Linked DNA regions of Homo sapiens: region 2 is linked to region 1. Evidence: read pairs that join two places in POLR2A ChIA-PET (ENCODE). Cell type or tissue: OCI-LY7. All regions are shown on one strand. Each heading gives the region's core, and the rest is flanking DNA. Links, peaks and the distances in the headings are about the cores only.

Region 1 (8,652 bases), core at 1,422-6,421:
TTAGTTGAGCACCTGAGCGTCAGGCACTGTTCTAGGCACTAGGGATGCATCAGGGAAAAAAATTAAAATCCTGCCTCATGGTGCTTACCTAGAGAGAGACAAGGAATAAGTAAAACAAGAGGTTAGACTGTAGTAAGTGCTACCGAAGTGGAGGAAAAAAAGGCAGGAAATAGAAGGGGGATAGGAAATGTCTGCAGTGGGTAGTGATTGAGGATGGGAGATAAAGAAGAGAGGAGTTGCAATTTTCTTTTTTCTTTCTTTCTTTCTTTTTTTTTTTTTTTTTTTGAGACGGAGTCTCACTCTGTTGCCCAGGCTGGAATGCAGTGGCATGATCCTCTCACCTCAGCCCTACAAGTAGTTGGGACCACAGGCACACACTACCATGTCTGGCTAATTTTTTGTGTTTTTAATAGAGACAGAGTTTTGTCATGTTGTCCAGGCTGGTCTCAAACTCTTGAGCTCAGGCCATCCATCCACCTTGGACTCCCAAAGTGCTGGCATTACAGGCGTGAACCATTGCACCTGGCCTGATCCCTTCTCATTAGATCTCCCACTACCACATTGATTCACATCATCGTGATCTCTTGCCTAACTTATTGCAGAAGTCCCCTAACTGGCCTCCACGTCTTGTTTCACTTTACTCTTAACACAGTAGCCAGAGTGATCTTGTTAAAATCCAAGTCAGATAGCCACTCCTTTGCTCAGACCCTCCAAATGGCTTCCCATTTCTCCAATAAAAGCCAAAGTCTTTACAATGGCATAGGAGGCCCTGCAGTCTTTCTCTTCCTTTCCTCCAGACCTTATACTCCACCATTCTTTTCCTCATTAATTACACTCCAGCAGCACTGCTCTTGCATTTTCTCAAACATGCCAAGCAGGTACCCATCTTAGGCTCTATGTAATTGCTCTCAGATATCTGCATAATACAATTCACCATTACTGAGCCTGGGAGGTGGAGGTTCCAGTGAGCCAAGATCATGCCACTGCACTACAGTCTGGGTAGCAGAGTGAGATCCTGTCTCAAAGTAATAATAACAATAATAATGAGAAGGGATCAGATTATGGATATACTTTGAAGATAAATCCAATAGGAGTCACAAAGAAATTTTATGTAGAGTGAGAGAGAAAGAAGAGTCAAGGATGCCTCCACAGATTTTAGTCAAATGAAATGGAAAGAGGAATAGCTTTCAAATGAGATGAAGAAGATGAGGAAGACTGAAAAGAAAAGTTTCATTTTTTTTTTCTGTTGTGGTGTCAAAGACCAGGAATTTGGTTTGAGGTATGTAAAGTTTGAGATGCAAATTAGATACATGTAGGCAGACATATGTGTCTGAAGTTCCAGAGAGAGGTCTATACTAGAAAACTAAATTTGGGGCTGGGCACAGTGGCTCATGCCTGTAATCCCAGCACTTTGGGAGGCTGAGGCGGGTGGATCATTGAGGTCAGGAGTTCAAGACCAGCCTGGCCAAGGGTGAAACCCTATCTCTACTAAAAATACAAAAAAATTAGCCAGGCTTGGTGATGCATGCCTGTATTCCCAGCTACTTGGGAGGCTGAGGCAGGAGAATAGCTTGAACCCAGGAGGTGGAGGTTGCAGTGAGCCGAAATCATGCCACTGCACTCCAGTCTGGGCAACAGAGTGAGAGTTGGTCTCAAAAAAAAAAAAAAAAAAAAAAAAAAAAAAAAAAGAAAAGAAAAAGAAAACTAAATTTGGCATTTATGATATGGTATTTAAAGCCTTGACACCAGAGGTTACCAAGAAAGTGGCTACCGAGATGTCCAAGGCCTGTCTGAGTCAAAGTGCACCCCAAAATTTGGAAATCAGAAAGACAAGAAAGAACCAGCAAAGGAAACTGAAAAAGAGTGGTCAGTTAGATAGAGGGAAAAAAGAAAAGGGGGCCAAATTTTGGAACAAGAGAAGAGAATAAAGGAGTGATTGACTGTCAAACGCTTTAGAATAGGTCGCATAATACAAGGATAGAGAATTGAAAGATTGATTTAATAACACAAAGGTCATGGAGACTTTGACAAGGACATTTGCTTAGGGTAAAAGTGTTTGGAGTGAGCCCAAGAGAGACTGGGAAGAGAGGAATTGGACACAGGAAGTAGAGATAATTCTTTCAAGGAGTTTTGCCATAAAAGAGCAAAAAAATGAGAATGTGAGGTCAAGAAAAGCTTTGGGATTTTTCTTGCTGTTAAAGCTGAGAATCATAACTTGTTCATAAGCTGATGGGAATTTTCTTACAGTGAAGAGAAACCAAGGATGGGAGACAGAATGGGTCGAACTGCTAGAGGTGGGTACCTTGAGTAGGTGAATACCTTGAGTAGGTGAGAGAGGATGGAATCTACCTCTCAAGTACAGGGCTGGTCTTGGATAGGAGCACAGGCAGAAGAGCTGTGTGTGTCATAGAGGAAAACATACTATACGGGTACAGGTGCAGAAGAATTCCACAGGCTCTTGTCATGACCTCTATCTGGCATGATGCGGGATGGATGTCAAGTTAAGAGCCTGTGGAATTCCGATTGCATCTTTCAAGAAATATCGCAACACTTTTTCTATTACATATTATGATTTTTCATTTAATGAAACATTTTTGAAAGAGTCTGGTATACGTGATACTGTTGATATGGTGTGGGGGTTCCCTTTACTTGTAAGAATCAGTATTGTGGGCAAAACAGGTAAACAAACAATTGTGATGTGGTAAGTGTTATCCTACAGGCATATGAAAATGCTGCAGCAACTGGTTGGGGGTGGTGGCTCACGCCTGTAATCCCAGCTCCTTGGGAGGCGGAGGTGAGTGGATCGCCTGAACTCAAGAGTTTGAGGCCAGCCTGGGCAACATGGTGATATCCCGTCTCTACAAAAAATACAAAAATTAGTTGGGCGTAGTGGCATGTGCCTGTAGTCCCAGCTACTTGGGAGGCTGAGATGGGAGGCTCACTTGAGCCGGGGAGGTGGAGGTTGCAGTGAACTGGGGATCAGATCCACTGTGCTCCAGCCTGGGTGACAGAGTGAGACCCTGTCCCAAAGGGGAAACAAACAAACAAAAACTGGCCTAAAGCTGCTAATATTTTAGTTTTGTGGCCTGCAAACTTCTAGCATTTCTATAACAGGCATCAAACTTACTTCTATATCAGAAAGTATTTGGCTTATGTCAAAGTTTTAAAAACTTTTTTTCATGTGACACTTTTTCTTAAGAGGAGCTCGTGAATAACTATTTAAATGTTACAGTTGGCTTGAATTTTAAACATTTGGTGAGAGTTGTAAAAATATATGTTTTAAACTTTCAGAGAATAAAAATTTAAGACCCACTTTCTTAGAAGTTACTATTAATAAATAAATAATTTTGTAGTTCTAATCTCATTAAAAAAATTTTTTAAGACTGAGATTGATGTGTAGGACCCAGCTGCAAAATTCAAACCAGCTACATGCAGCTGCACTCTGGTTCCCCTAATTCATCTAACAGCTCTTAGTGTGTTCTATAAGTGGCAATAGAAAAGGCACAGCAGATGTGCAAGATGGCTCCTGAAATCTAAAGAGGGACAGATGGTTCTCGGTTTGATTGACAGCATGAGGAGCACTGTAGAAAGGGTCACCTCCTGTGGAGGGGTTTTTTTTTTTTTTTTAATCCTTGCCTCTGCCTGAAAATGAAACTGTCCAAGAAAGAAAAGCAGAGTATGGCTATTCAGAAAGCCTTTTTTTTTTTTTTTCAAATATTTGTTATAGTGAAATTATAAAGTCACCTAGACGTGGAAAAAACTCTCCTCTAACTTTTGACTGAGAGCTGACTCTTCATATTTATAACAAAGTAGACAGATTGGTGTTTGAATGCAATACTCAGAATATTGGAGATAGAGCTGGAATTAAGGCAAAAACAAAAATAACATAATTTACACAACAGCATCGATTAGAGCTGGAATAATGATCACTGGAAGCCCTATTTTCCCCTTAAAAATAAACTTTTTGTTTTAAATTTTAATTACAAAGTTAGACAAATTATTTGCAATAGTTTACCGGGAATGGTTCTAAATTAACAATATAGGCTATATCACTTTTATGCTTACCTCTCTCTCTCTCTTTTCCAAACTCCTTTCTAGTACTTTAAATCTTCAAGAAAAACAAAAAAGAACTCACATTTTCTGCATGCAAACCAAGTCCTGGATGCTGTGTTAGGTACTTTATAACTTTATATGATTTAGTATCTCAGAGGTATTAATAGATTCTTCTTAGGTTCATATTCATACTGACACATGGGCTCCATGATTTTATTGATGCTTCTCTTCATCTTCTGCTGAAAAAAGGAAAACAAGAACAAAATATGCCTCAAAATAATAGTCTATATATTAAGATACATTCTGGGAGTCCAGGATTTGTGAAGTCCTCTTAAACCATTTCTAGAAGAGGCTGGGTGCAGTGGCTCACGCCTGTAATCTCAGCACTTTGGGAGGCTGAGGTGGGCAGATCATGAGGTCAGGAGTTCGAGACCAGTCTGGCCAACATAGTGAAACCCCATCTCTACTAAAAATACAAAAAATTACCCGGATGTGGTGGTGTGCACCTGTAATCCCAGCTAGTCAGGAGACTGAGGCAGGAGAATTGCTTGAAACCAGAAGGCGGAGGTTGCAGTGATCTGAGGTCGCGCCACACTCCAGCCCGGGGAACAGTGTGAGACTCCATCTCAAAAAAAAGAAAAGAATAAATTATTTCTAGAAGAAATTCACACAGTGGCAGATGCAAGATTTCTCTCTAGACAAGACTCAGGATTGACAATGTATTTGCAAGAAATAGCTGGGAGGTAATTGTCTTGAAACTTCATTTGCATGAAACTATGCTTTTTTGGAATGACCTGCAAAACCTGCCAGGGAATTTACATTTCTTGGTAAGCCTGCTTTTTGGAGGATCTTTAAGAAGTGCTGCAGTTTGATAAAAGTCTGAAAACTACAGTAGATCTGACATATGAACAAATATTTACTTCTGTGACTCATGAACTGAACTAGATTCTGATAATGTAGACAGGGCTATCTCAGTTCTTGTAAAATTCTCAAATCTCTACTCCACTGGCTTGGAGGAAATCAAACTGTTGAACTAGACAGCAGCTCAGAAACCCCAGGGTCGCAAATGACTTTCCCTTTCACTTCCCATCGCCTCTGTTTTAATGACAACAAAGCTTTTTGTGGCCAAGGCATAAATTCATTGAATATGAAATATTTACATTCCACCATCTAGTCAACATCATATTCTTTCAGCTCTCCCACATAGGTAATCCCGCACATACCTGTTCTTTGGCATCATACTGACTACTAGATCTTTGATACTCTTAATTTTATCCCTATCTGATTGTTTTCTTTTCATCCCTACTTAGCTTCAATTCCATTGCCAATAATTTCAACCATTCTCTTGCCAATATCTTCAACTACTTTGTCTTTCTGTCACAAATGTATAAAGTGGCCTGTATTCTATAACTTTCATTACCTTCTTCCTGCTAGTCACACAGGATGGGTAAGCCCTTCTCCCATTTATGTCGACTTATCCACCTGTGCATTTCTCGCTCTCTCTCTGTTTAGACATTCTATGCCAATATGTCCCAATCTTTTTAATATCATGGCACACATAGAAAAACGCTAATCTTTGTGCAGTTCATTAGAATAAACTGGAGGCGATCAGGACATCTATATAGCGCTTAGTTGATATATGCTAATGGCAATTAAAAATACAAAATATAGTCAAGAGATTGAGACCATCCTGGCCAAAAAATTAGCTGGGCATGGTGGCACATGCCTGTAGTCCCAGCTACTCAGGAGGCCGAGGCAGGGGAATCGCTTGAACCTGGGAGGCGGAGGTTGCAGTGATCTGAGATCACGCCACTGCACTCCAGCCTGGCAACAGAGCAAGAGTCCGTCTAAAAGGAAAAAAAAAAAAAGGAAGATAATAAATACTGGCTTTTGTTGAATAAATATTGACTTTTATAAAACTTTGAAATAATATCTTTTAAAACTTGGGCTTGCTTCTCAAAATACAACTTCTTAACTGTTTATTATTAGGCTTAAATTTGAAACGGTGGCAGGGCACCGTGGCTCACGCCTGTAACCCCAGCACTTTGGGAGGCCAAGGCAGGAGGAACACCCGAGATCAGGAGTTTGAGACCAGCCTGACCAACATGGCGAAACCCTGTCTCTACTAAAAATACAAAAATTAGCTGGGCATGGTGGCACACACCTGTGATCCTGCTACTCGGGAGGCTGAGAGAAGAGAATCGCTTGAATCTGGGAGGTGGAGGTTGCAGTGAGTGGAGATTGGGCCACTGCACTCCAGCCTGGGTGACAGAGCGAGACTCCCTCCTCCCCAAAAAAAGGGGTGGGAGAGGGGCCAAGATGGCTGAATAGGAACAGCTCTGGCCTGCAGCTCCCAGCAAGACCAACGCAGAAGGTGGTTGATTTCTGCATTTCCAGCTGAGGCACCCAGTTCATCTCACTGGGACTGGTTAGGCAGTGGGTCCAACTCATGGAGAGTAAGCAGAAGCAGTGTGGGGCGTTGCTTCACCCGGGAAGTGTAAGGAGCCAGGAACCTCCCTCCCCTAGCCAAGGGAAGCCATGAGGGACTGTGCTACCCAGCTGGGTTACTACACTTTTTCCACGGTTTTTGCAATCTGCAGATCAGGAGATTCCTACCGGGGCCCTGGGTTTCAAGCACAAAACTGGGCGGCTGTTTGGGCAGACACTGAGCTAGCTGTAGAAGTATTTTTTCATACCCCCAGTGGCACCTGGGACTGTGCTACCCAGCCGGGTTACTACACTTTTTCCATGGTTTTTGCACTCTGCAGATCAGGAGATTCCCACCAGGCCCCTGGGTTTCAAGCACAAAACTGGGGGGCTGTTTGGGCAGACACCGAGCTAACTGCAGAAGTATTTTTTCATACCCCAGTGGGGCCTGGAACACCAGTGAGACAGAATTGTTTACTCCCCTGGAAAGGGGGCTGAAGCCAGGAAGCCAAGTGGTCTAGCTCAGTGGGTTCCACTTCCATGGAGCCGAGCAAGCTAAGAACCACTGGCTTGAAATTCTTGCTGCCAGCACAGCAGTCTGAAGACAACTTGGAATAATCGAGCTTGGTGTGGGGAGGGGCATCTGCCATTACTGACATTTTAGAAGGCAGTTTTCTCCTGACATTGCTCAGGAGGCTGGGTGCTCTGGGCTGGGTGTGGCAAAGCAGCTGTGGCCAGACTGCTTCTCTAGATTTCTCCTCACTGGGCATCTCTGAAGGAAAGGTAACAGCCCTAGTCAGGGACTTACAGACAAAACCCCCATCTCCCTGGGATAGAGCACCTGGGGGAAGGGGTGGTTGTGGGCGCAGCTTCAGCGGATTTAATCATTCCTGCTTGCTGGCTCTGAAGAGAGCAGCTGATCCTGACAAAAGGGATTCTCCCAGCGCAGTGCACCAGCTCTTCTAAGGGACAGACTGCCTTCTCAAGTGGGTCCCTGACCTCTGTGCCTCCTGACTGGGAATAACCTCCCAACATGGGTTGACAGACACCTCTTACAGGAGAGCTCCAGCTGATATCAGGCCAGTGCCCCTCTGGGACGAAACTTCCAGAGAAAGGAGCAGGCAGAAATCTTTGTTGTTCTGCAGGCTCTACTGGTGATACCCAGGTGAACAGGGTCTGGAGTGCACCTCCAGCAAGCTGCAGCAGACCTGCAGAAGAGGGTCTTGACTGCTAGAAGAAAAACTAACGAACAGAAAGCCACAACATCAACATCAGCATAAAGGACCCCCACGTAAAGACTCCATCCAAAGATCATCAGCCTCAAAGATCAAAGGTAGATAAATCCACGAAGATGAGGAAAAAGCAGTGCAAAAATGCAGGAAATTCCAAAAACCAGAAGGCCTATTCTCCTCCAAATGATCTCTACTCCTCTCCAGCAAGGGCACAAAACTGGACGGAGAATGAGTTTGATGAATTGACAGAAGTGGGCTTCAGAAGATGGGTAATAACAAACTCCTCTGAGCTAAAGGAGCATGTTCCTACCCAATGCAAGGAAGCTAAGAACCTTGATAAAGGTTACAGGAACTGCTAACTAGAATAACCAGTTTAGAGAGGAACATAAATGACCTTATGGAGCTGAAAAACACAGCAGGAGAACTTTGTGAAGCATACACAAGTATCAATAGCTGAATTGATCAAGCGGAAGAAAGGATATTGGATATTAAAGATCAACTTAACGGAATAAGGGATGAAGACAAGATTAGAGAAAAAATAATGAAAAGGAATGAAAAAAACCTTCAAGAAATATGTGACTATGTGAAAAGACCAAACCTACAATTGATTGGTGTACCTGAAAGTGATAGGGAGAATGGAACCAAGTTGAAGAATACACTTCAGGGTATTATCCACAAGACTTCCCCAACCTAGCAAGACAGGCCAACATTCAAATTCAGGAAATACAGAGAACACCACTAAGACACTCCTCAAGAAGAGAAACCCCGAGACACATAATGGTCAGATTCTCCAACATGAAAACGAAGGAAAAAAATGTTAAGGGCAGCCAGAGAGAAAGGTCAGGTCACCTACAAAGGGAAGCCCATCAGACTAACAGTGGATCTCTCTGCAGAAACCCTACAAGCCAGAAGAGAGTGCAGGCCAACATTCAGCATCCTT
Region 2 (7,912 bases), core at 931-5,930, 110 kb before region 1:
AAGATACTTCTACCTTAAAATAATACAACCAAAATAGTTTTCATTAGTTAATATTATTGAAACACCAAAACTGTTAAATGTGACTTTAGAAAATTGACTTTTAAATGGGTTTAAAAGGTTTAGTTTCTACTATATTTCAGATAACAAAAATTCAGTATAGGACCAAAATTATTATCATCGCCCAACTCTTTTATTGCATCAATATGTATTAGGAGACAAAAACAACTATTTAATTCAAGAGGTGATCCAAAGAAACTAAAAGTTAGATTAATATCTGTAAAGTCATATCCACAACAAATCTGTAAAAACCCCATTTCCAATGTAATTTCAGAGAAATGATTTCATATGAGAAGGCAACACAATGTATGCAGTATAGTTACACAATACTAAGCCACAGTTACCCACACAAAATCACTTAACCTCATTTATAGGAAGAAAAGGAGAGGAAAAAGAAGGGAGTGAAGGAAAAATTGAATAAGAGAGAGACAGAAGGAAACCTGTAAGGATTTTTAAAAAGAGAGTATATGAAATCATTTTGCAAGTTGTAGGCAGTAAATAATATTAGTACCCTTCCCTTTACAAAAGAAACATGCTGGCTGGCGCTGATCTATTAACAAAATCAAGTATGAGAATCAAGTAAACTAATCCTTGTCAATAGACAGACTATTACATTTACTCTAGAAAGATACACGCTAAGAAGTCAGCTAAGCGGACAATGAGTCCAAAGGTATCTCAGATAAAAGCAGAGGTGCATTCAAATACCTACACATTCATTATTTTATTGACCATTTTCTGCTACCTGGCGATCAAATATTTAATGCCCTGAATATGCCATTACCCCCAGTAAGTCATAAGAACTCTAATATCGTCATACTGTCTTATAAACATATTTTTGTCAACCCAATATACAGAATATAAGCATTATTTGATGTGCACTGAACTATAAAAGCTGCTTCAAACAGCAAGTAACATTCTTCTGTTTCTAAATGAGGTTACTCCCAAAAGTTCTATTCAAAATTTTATAAAATTATACTTGAGACTTCCTTCTTTTATAAGAAATTTGAATGACTGATCCACCACATGGAATGCTCCCTAATCTCATACAATTCAACGTATATCTACTGGGTTCCTATCAGTTTTAAAAATAAAAAATAGGCCAGGTATGGTGGCTCATGCCTGTAATCCCAGCACTTTGGGAGGCTGAGGCGGGCGGATCACCTGAGGTCAGGAGTTCGAGACCAGCCTGGCCAACATGGTGAAACCCTGTCTCTGCTAAAAATACAAAAACTAGCCAAGCATGGTGGTGCATGTCTGTAATCCCAGCTACTCAGGAGGCTGAGGCAAGAGAATCGCTTGAACCCTAGAGGCGGAGGTTGCAGTGAGTCGAGAATGTGCCACTATACTCCAGCCTGGGTGACAGGGTGAGACTCTGTCTCAAAAAAAAAAAAAAAAAAAAAAAAAAAAAAAAAAAAAATGCTGGGCGCGGTGGCTCACGCTTGTAATCCCAGCACTTTGGGAGGCCGAGGCAGGCGGATTACGAGGTCAGGAGATCGAGACCATGGTGAAACCCCGTCTCTACTAAAAATACAAAAAATTAGCCGGGCATGGTGGTGGGCTCCTGCAGTCCCAGCTACTCGTAGAGGCTGAAGCAGAATGGTGTGAATCCGGGAGGCGGAGCTTACAGTGAGAGGAGATCGGGCCACTGCACTCCAGCCTGGGCGACAGAGCAAGACTCCGTCTCAAAAAAAAAAAAAAAAGAAAAAGAAAGAAAAGAAAAAATACATAATTTCTTTGTACTCCAAATAAATACATGAATATTTCTCAACATAAACTATGATAAATCTTAGAATTGACACAGCAAAAGAAAACTGAGTATATGTTGAGTTAAAAAAAATTAATCTTGGGATCTAAGAAGGATCAGAGAATAGTGGGGGTTGGTGGAGAAGAGAGGTACAGATGTCATGATGGAAGATCGGAGATGAGCTAAGAAAAGAGGCAGAAAAGTACCCATCTTGGCTGCCCAAAGAAAGTTGTCTCAGGAGAGCAGATCTTGAAACCTAAAGAAAATGATAAAAGCTTCAATACCAGATGGGATCTCATTCTTCCACAATCATAGAACCACCGTAAGTTTTTGAGAAAGGAAGTGATATGAACAGACTGTTGACTCTAAAAGTTGTCTTCTGAAGCAGACTAGATGGGGAATAGGGACTAAGACAGTATGGGACCAATTTTTAAAAATCTATCCCAGTAGTCAAGAGAGGGAATGAACAAAATCCTGAATTAGAACTGAAAGAATTTTATAACTGAACAAATAGGCACCATCACCTTTCACAATTACTACAACAGTCTGCTAACCAGCTCCTGACTGACTTCTACGTGACCCCCTCCAATGGATTACCCCTGCCACAGCCAGAGTGATCTCTTTACAAAGCAATCAGATGATATCTCAGGCCCCTCAATCCCTTCTCCCTGCATGCCAGCTAAACTGGTCTTTTCATTTCCTAGAAGTCCAACTTCGTTTCTGCCTCAGGATCCTTTTACACACTGTTTCCTATGTCTGGAAGCTGCCACACTGACTTTTTTCCACCAAGCTAATCCTAAACATCCTTCAAATCTTAGCTTAAGTGTCATTTTCTCAAAGAGGCAACTCACAACCTCTCCAATGTAATAATGTGTCCCCACTTTTACATTCTCTCTTAGAATTCTTAACCACATATTTAGACATAGTTTGTGTATTTGTGGAACACCTACTCCCCTCTTAGACCATTCCCTGAGAGCTAGGATTATACTATTTGCCACTAGTGCCTAGCCTGTACTTGAAACCCGATAGGTACTCAACAAATACTTGTTGAATAAATAATGAATAAATAATAAATAAAGTCAAAAAGGTCACTTCAATTTCTCATCTGGGAAAATGGCAATACCATTACCTGATAAAGGGAACACAGGTTTGTGGATAAAGTCACATTCTATCTAAAGCATGTTGAACTTGAAAAAATAATGAAATAGGTCTGACGTGTACAAGTGGAGACACTAAATGTGGAACAATCACTTATCCAAAAGAATAAATGTAACATTAATGAAAAAGAATGAGGAAAAAATGAAGCCAGTTGAAAGCAGAACAGAGAATACCTCTGTTTAACAGGAAAAAGAAAACAAAGACAAGAGATTGGTATTTCTAATGTGTAAAGAGCTTATAAAATAAAAAACACCAACAAACAGAAAAGGGGGCTAAAGAAATGGACAGTTGGAAAAAGAAAAAGAAATGCAAATGCCTCTTAGCCATATAAAAAGATATTCAATATCACTCACAAAGGGGAAATTAACACTACAATGAGATTCCATCTGACAAAACCCTCAAAATTTGACAACATATTCTGCTGGCAAGGTTATGTATGAAAAAAAGGCACTCTCATACATTACTGATGGGAACACAAAGAGGTATAACTTCTTATGAGGATAAATCTAGCAATACCCAAGCTTTTAAAAAACAACAACAACAACACCACAAGGCTGGGCATGGTGACTCACGTCTGTAATCCCAGCACATTGGGAGGCCAAGGCAGGGAGATCCCTGAGGCTAGGAGTTCCAGACCAGACTGGCCAACACGGCAAAACCCTGTCTCTACTAAAAAATACAAAAAACAGGCTGGGTGCAGTGGCTCAGGCCTTTAATCCCAGCACTTTGGGAGGCTGAGGCAGGCGGATCACCTGAGATCAGGAGTTCCAGACCAGCCTGGCCAACAAGGCAAAACCCCGTCTCTACTAAAAGTACAAAAATTAGCTGGGCATGGTGGCAGGCACCTGTAATCCCAGCTACTCAGGAGGCTGAGGCAGGAGAATCGCTTGAACCCAGGAGACGGAGGTTGCAGTAAGCCGAGATTGAGCCACTGCACTCCAGCCTGGGCAACAAGAGCGAGACTCCGTCTCAAAAAAAAAAAAAAAAAAAAAATTAGCCAGGCATGGTAGCGCACACCTGTCATCCCAGCTACTCGGGTGGCTGAGGCACAAGAATTGCTTGAACCCAGGAGGTGGAAGTTGCAGTGAGCCGAGATCATGCCACTGCACTCCAGCCTGGGTGACGGTGAGACTGTCTTAAAACAAACAAATAAACACTGCATTCTCATTTACCCTTTGGCCCTGCAATTCCACTTCTAAGAACCTGCCCCAAACACAGTGGAAAGATATAAAAAGATTTATATATCCGCAAGGTTATGCATTTATATTATACCATTTATAATGGTATATTATACCACTATAATATACCATTATATATATTGGTATATATCTTGCTATATATATATAGCAAAAGATTATAAACAATCCAAGTCCCCATCAATTGGGAACTGGTTAAATAAACTATGGCACATTCACCCAATGGGTTATTATATAGCTATAAAAAGAAATCAGTAATACACCACTAAGGAGTGATCCCCAGAATATAACAAGTAAAAAAAAAAAACAAAAAACAAAGTATATGGTATCCTATCATTTATATAAGGAGACATATGAATATATAGCTTGCTTATATTTTTCTTAAAAAAAAAAAAACAAAGTTTCTAGAATATGAGTACTTATACGGAGAAGAAAACAGAATTTGACTTTGGAACCATAAAACTATTATACATGATTATAAAACAAAGTTACATTTTAGAACAGTTATTAAATATGAAAGATAATGAACTTAATTGTATATCCAGTTGGTGGCATAACTATACAGAGAACAATTATTAAGACTAACTTAAACAGTATAGTATTTCTGAGAGCAGCCCCTATGACCATACTTCCTGGTATTCACACCCTTAAGTATTCACTATTCACCTCCTTTTTTTTTTGACACAGAGTGTCACTCTGTCGCCCAGGCTGGAAAGCAGTGGTGTGACCTCAGTTTACTGCAACCTCTACCTCCTGGGTTCAAGCGATTCTCCTGCCTCAGCCTCCTGAGTAGCTGGAACTACAGGCACACGCCACCACTCCTGGCTAATTTTTGTATTTTTAGTAGAGACAGGGTTTCACCATGTTGGACAGGCTGGTCTCAAACTTCTGACCTCAGGTGACCTGCCTCAATCTCCCAAACTGCTGGAATTATAGGCATGAGCCACTGCGCCTGGCCTCACCTCCCTTTTAGTGTAGACTGAATTGAAAGACTTGATTCTAGGAATAGAATTCAGCTGAATACCTTGTTCCTAGCATCATTATTCACAACAGCCAAAATGTGCAAAGAACTCAAATATCAGTTGATGGATGGATAAAATGTGGTATGTAAATACAATGGAATATTATTCAGCCTTAAAAAAGAATGAAATTCTAACACGTACTATAACATGAATGACCTTGAAGACATTATCCTGGGTGAAAAAAGCCAGTCACAAAAGGATAAATACTGTAACTGCATGATTCCACTTATGAGGTACCTAGAGGGGTCAAACTCTTGGGAAAGTAGAATGGTGGTTGTCAGGGGCTGGGCAAAGAAGACGATGGGGAGTTATTTAATGGGTATAGAGTTTCATTTTGTAAAGATGAGAAAGTTCTGGAGATGCATGATAGTGATAATTGCACAACAATGTGAATGTATGTAATGCCACTGAATTGTACACTTAAAATAGTTAAAATGTTAAGTTTACATTATGCACACTTTAGCACAATAATTTTTTTAAAAGGATGCAGCAAGTGTGATGGGCTCCCACTCTAAGAATAAGTTACAGAAAGAGCTTGGTTTCCATCTTGGATGCCCTCTCTCCCTTGCTCTGAACTAACAACCAGCTGCCCATGTTGTTAGCTGCCCTATGGAAGGGTCAAGGAATTGGCCTCTGGCCAACAGCCAGAAAGAACCTGAGACCTGTTAATAATCACATGAGTGAGCTTGAAAGCACCCCCAGAAGGCTGTTCCTTTGTGCCTCTTTTACTTGAGTTGTGGGATGATTGCAGCCCCAGAAGATACTTGGATTGCTGCTTTATGAGAGACTCTGAGCCAAAAGCACCCAGCTAAGCTGCACCCCAAAGAAACTGACTCACAGCAACCATGAGACAATAATGTCACTGTGTTAAGCCACTAAGTTTCAGGGTAGTTTGTTACACAGTAATAGATAATAATATATATAGTAATTTGACTAAACATTGCTAAGAGAATGTGCTAAGTCCAAAACAATATTGCAAATTCTTTTTCATTTTTTAATTATTTTTATTTGCATCATGATTTTTTTATAATATGAATGTGCAGAAGTGCAAATTCTATTTCTGAGTATATACCCAAGGAAAAAAAGTACACAGATCTGCCCAAAGATATGTACAAGAGTGTTCATAGCAATTTTATCATTACTTTTTTAAAAGGTCTTAAGGATACATCCTGAAATACTTATAAATAAGATACATGATGTCTAGAATTTGCTTTAAAATAACACAGGAGTGAGAGAAAAGTTGGTGGGGAATAGCTAAACAATTTGGGCATGACTTGATAATTACTGAATCTGAGTCTGAATACAAAGCAATTGGTTACACCAGTCTGTTTACTTCTGCATATGTTTCTCATTTTCCATAATAAAAACTTTAAATAAATAAGACAAAAAGTTTATTTTACAGACACTAGAAAAAAAAAATCCTGAAATAAAAAGAAGATCCTCTTTCCAAGACCTTAGAAAAGAAACTGTTCCAGGTAATAATGAGGTCTAAGGCAAGAAGTGATTGAAGTGAGAAGTAAGAGAACTTTGAGGCTCCAGTTCTGGTGAACTAATGCTGACTTTAGCTACCTGCCAAAGAATCACACCCTTCTCCCAAATTTGTTTCAAAAAGTATCTGTATTTCTTTTTCTTTTTTTTTTTTGAGATGGAGTCTTGCTCTGTCTCCCAGGCTGGAGTGCAGTGGTGCAATCTTGGCTCACTACAACCTCCGCCTCCTGGGTTCAATTGATTCTCCTGCCTCAGCCTCCCCAGTAGCTCGGACTATAGGCACGTGCCACCACACCCGGCTAATTTTTTGCATTTTTAGTAGAGAGGGGGTTTCACTGTGTTAGCCAGGATGATCTCGATCTTCTGACCTCGTGATCAGCCTGCCTCGGCCTCCCAAAGTGCTGGGATTACAGGTGTGAGCCACCACACCTGGCCTGTATTTCTTTTTAAGAGACAGGGTGGTAGGCACCTGTAATCCCAGCTACTCAGGAGGCTGAGGCAGGAGAATCGCTTGAACCCAGGAGGCGGAGGTTGCAGTAAGCCGAGATTGAGCCACTGCACTCCAGCCTGGACAACAAGAGCGAGACTCCGTCTCAAAAAAATAAATAAATAAATAAATAAATAAAAATAAAATTAGCCAGGCATGGTAGCACACACCTGTCATCCCAGCTACTCGGGTGGCTGAGGCACAAGAATTGCTTGAACCTGGGAGGTGGAAGTTGCAGTGAGCCGAGATCATGCCACTGCACTCCAGCCTGGGTGACAGTGAGACTATCTTAAACAAACAAACAAACACTGCGTACTCATTTACCCTTGGGCCCTGCAATTCCACTTCTAAGAACCTGTCCCAAACACAGTGGCAAGATATAAAAAGATGTATATATCCGCAAGGTTATGCATTTATATTATACCATTTATATTAGCAAAAGATTATAAACAATCCATTCACCCTGGCTGGAATGCAGTGGCGCAATCATAGCTCACTGCAACCTCAACCTCTTGGGCTCAAGTAATCCTCCCACCTTACCCTCCCAAGTATCTGGGACTAAAGGTGTGCAACTATCACACTTGGTTGATTTTTAAATTTTCTGTAGAGATGGGGTCTTGCTGTGTTGCCCAGGCTGGTCTCAAACTCTTGGCCTCAGGTCATCCTCCCACCTGGGCCTCCCAAAGCACTGGGAATACAGGCATGAGCCATCACACTTAGCTTCAAAAGGTATCGTGTGTTTTTTTTTTTGTTTTTTGTT

Evidence for each region. ChIA-PET counts read pairs that join two places held together with the same protein. Peaks named below come from ENCODE experiments on the same cell type or tissue, not always from the same donor. Only the 100,000 strongest peaks of a DNase experiment are listed, where the experiment ranks them.
Region 2: POLR2A ChIA-PET joins it to region 1 with 6 read pairs; 4 of 35 experiments call an interaction of 5 or more read pairs at or near these places.

Annotation. Positions count from the first base shown.
Region 1 is chr4:48,810,629-48,819,280 of GRCh38, forward strand. It overlaps a transcript of OCIAD1 not described here. Among named protein-coding and RNA genes, the nearest start is that of OCIAD1, 16 kb to the right of the region's middle. In OCI-LY7, for the core only: no CTCF peak of the experiment used is centred there; DNase peaks (open chromatin) are centred at 3,503 and 5,113; H3K4me3 peaks cover 2,508 bases; H3K27ac peaks cover 3,072 bases.
Region 2 is chr4:48,701,020-48,708,931 of GRCh38, forward strand. The region is part of intron 2 of FRYL (FRY like transcription coactivator); the gene reads right to left. Among named protein-coding and RNA genes, the nearest start is that of FRYL, 75 kb to the right of the region's middle. In OCI-LY7, for the core only: no CTCF peak of the experiment used is centred there; no DNase peak of the experiment used is centred there.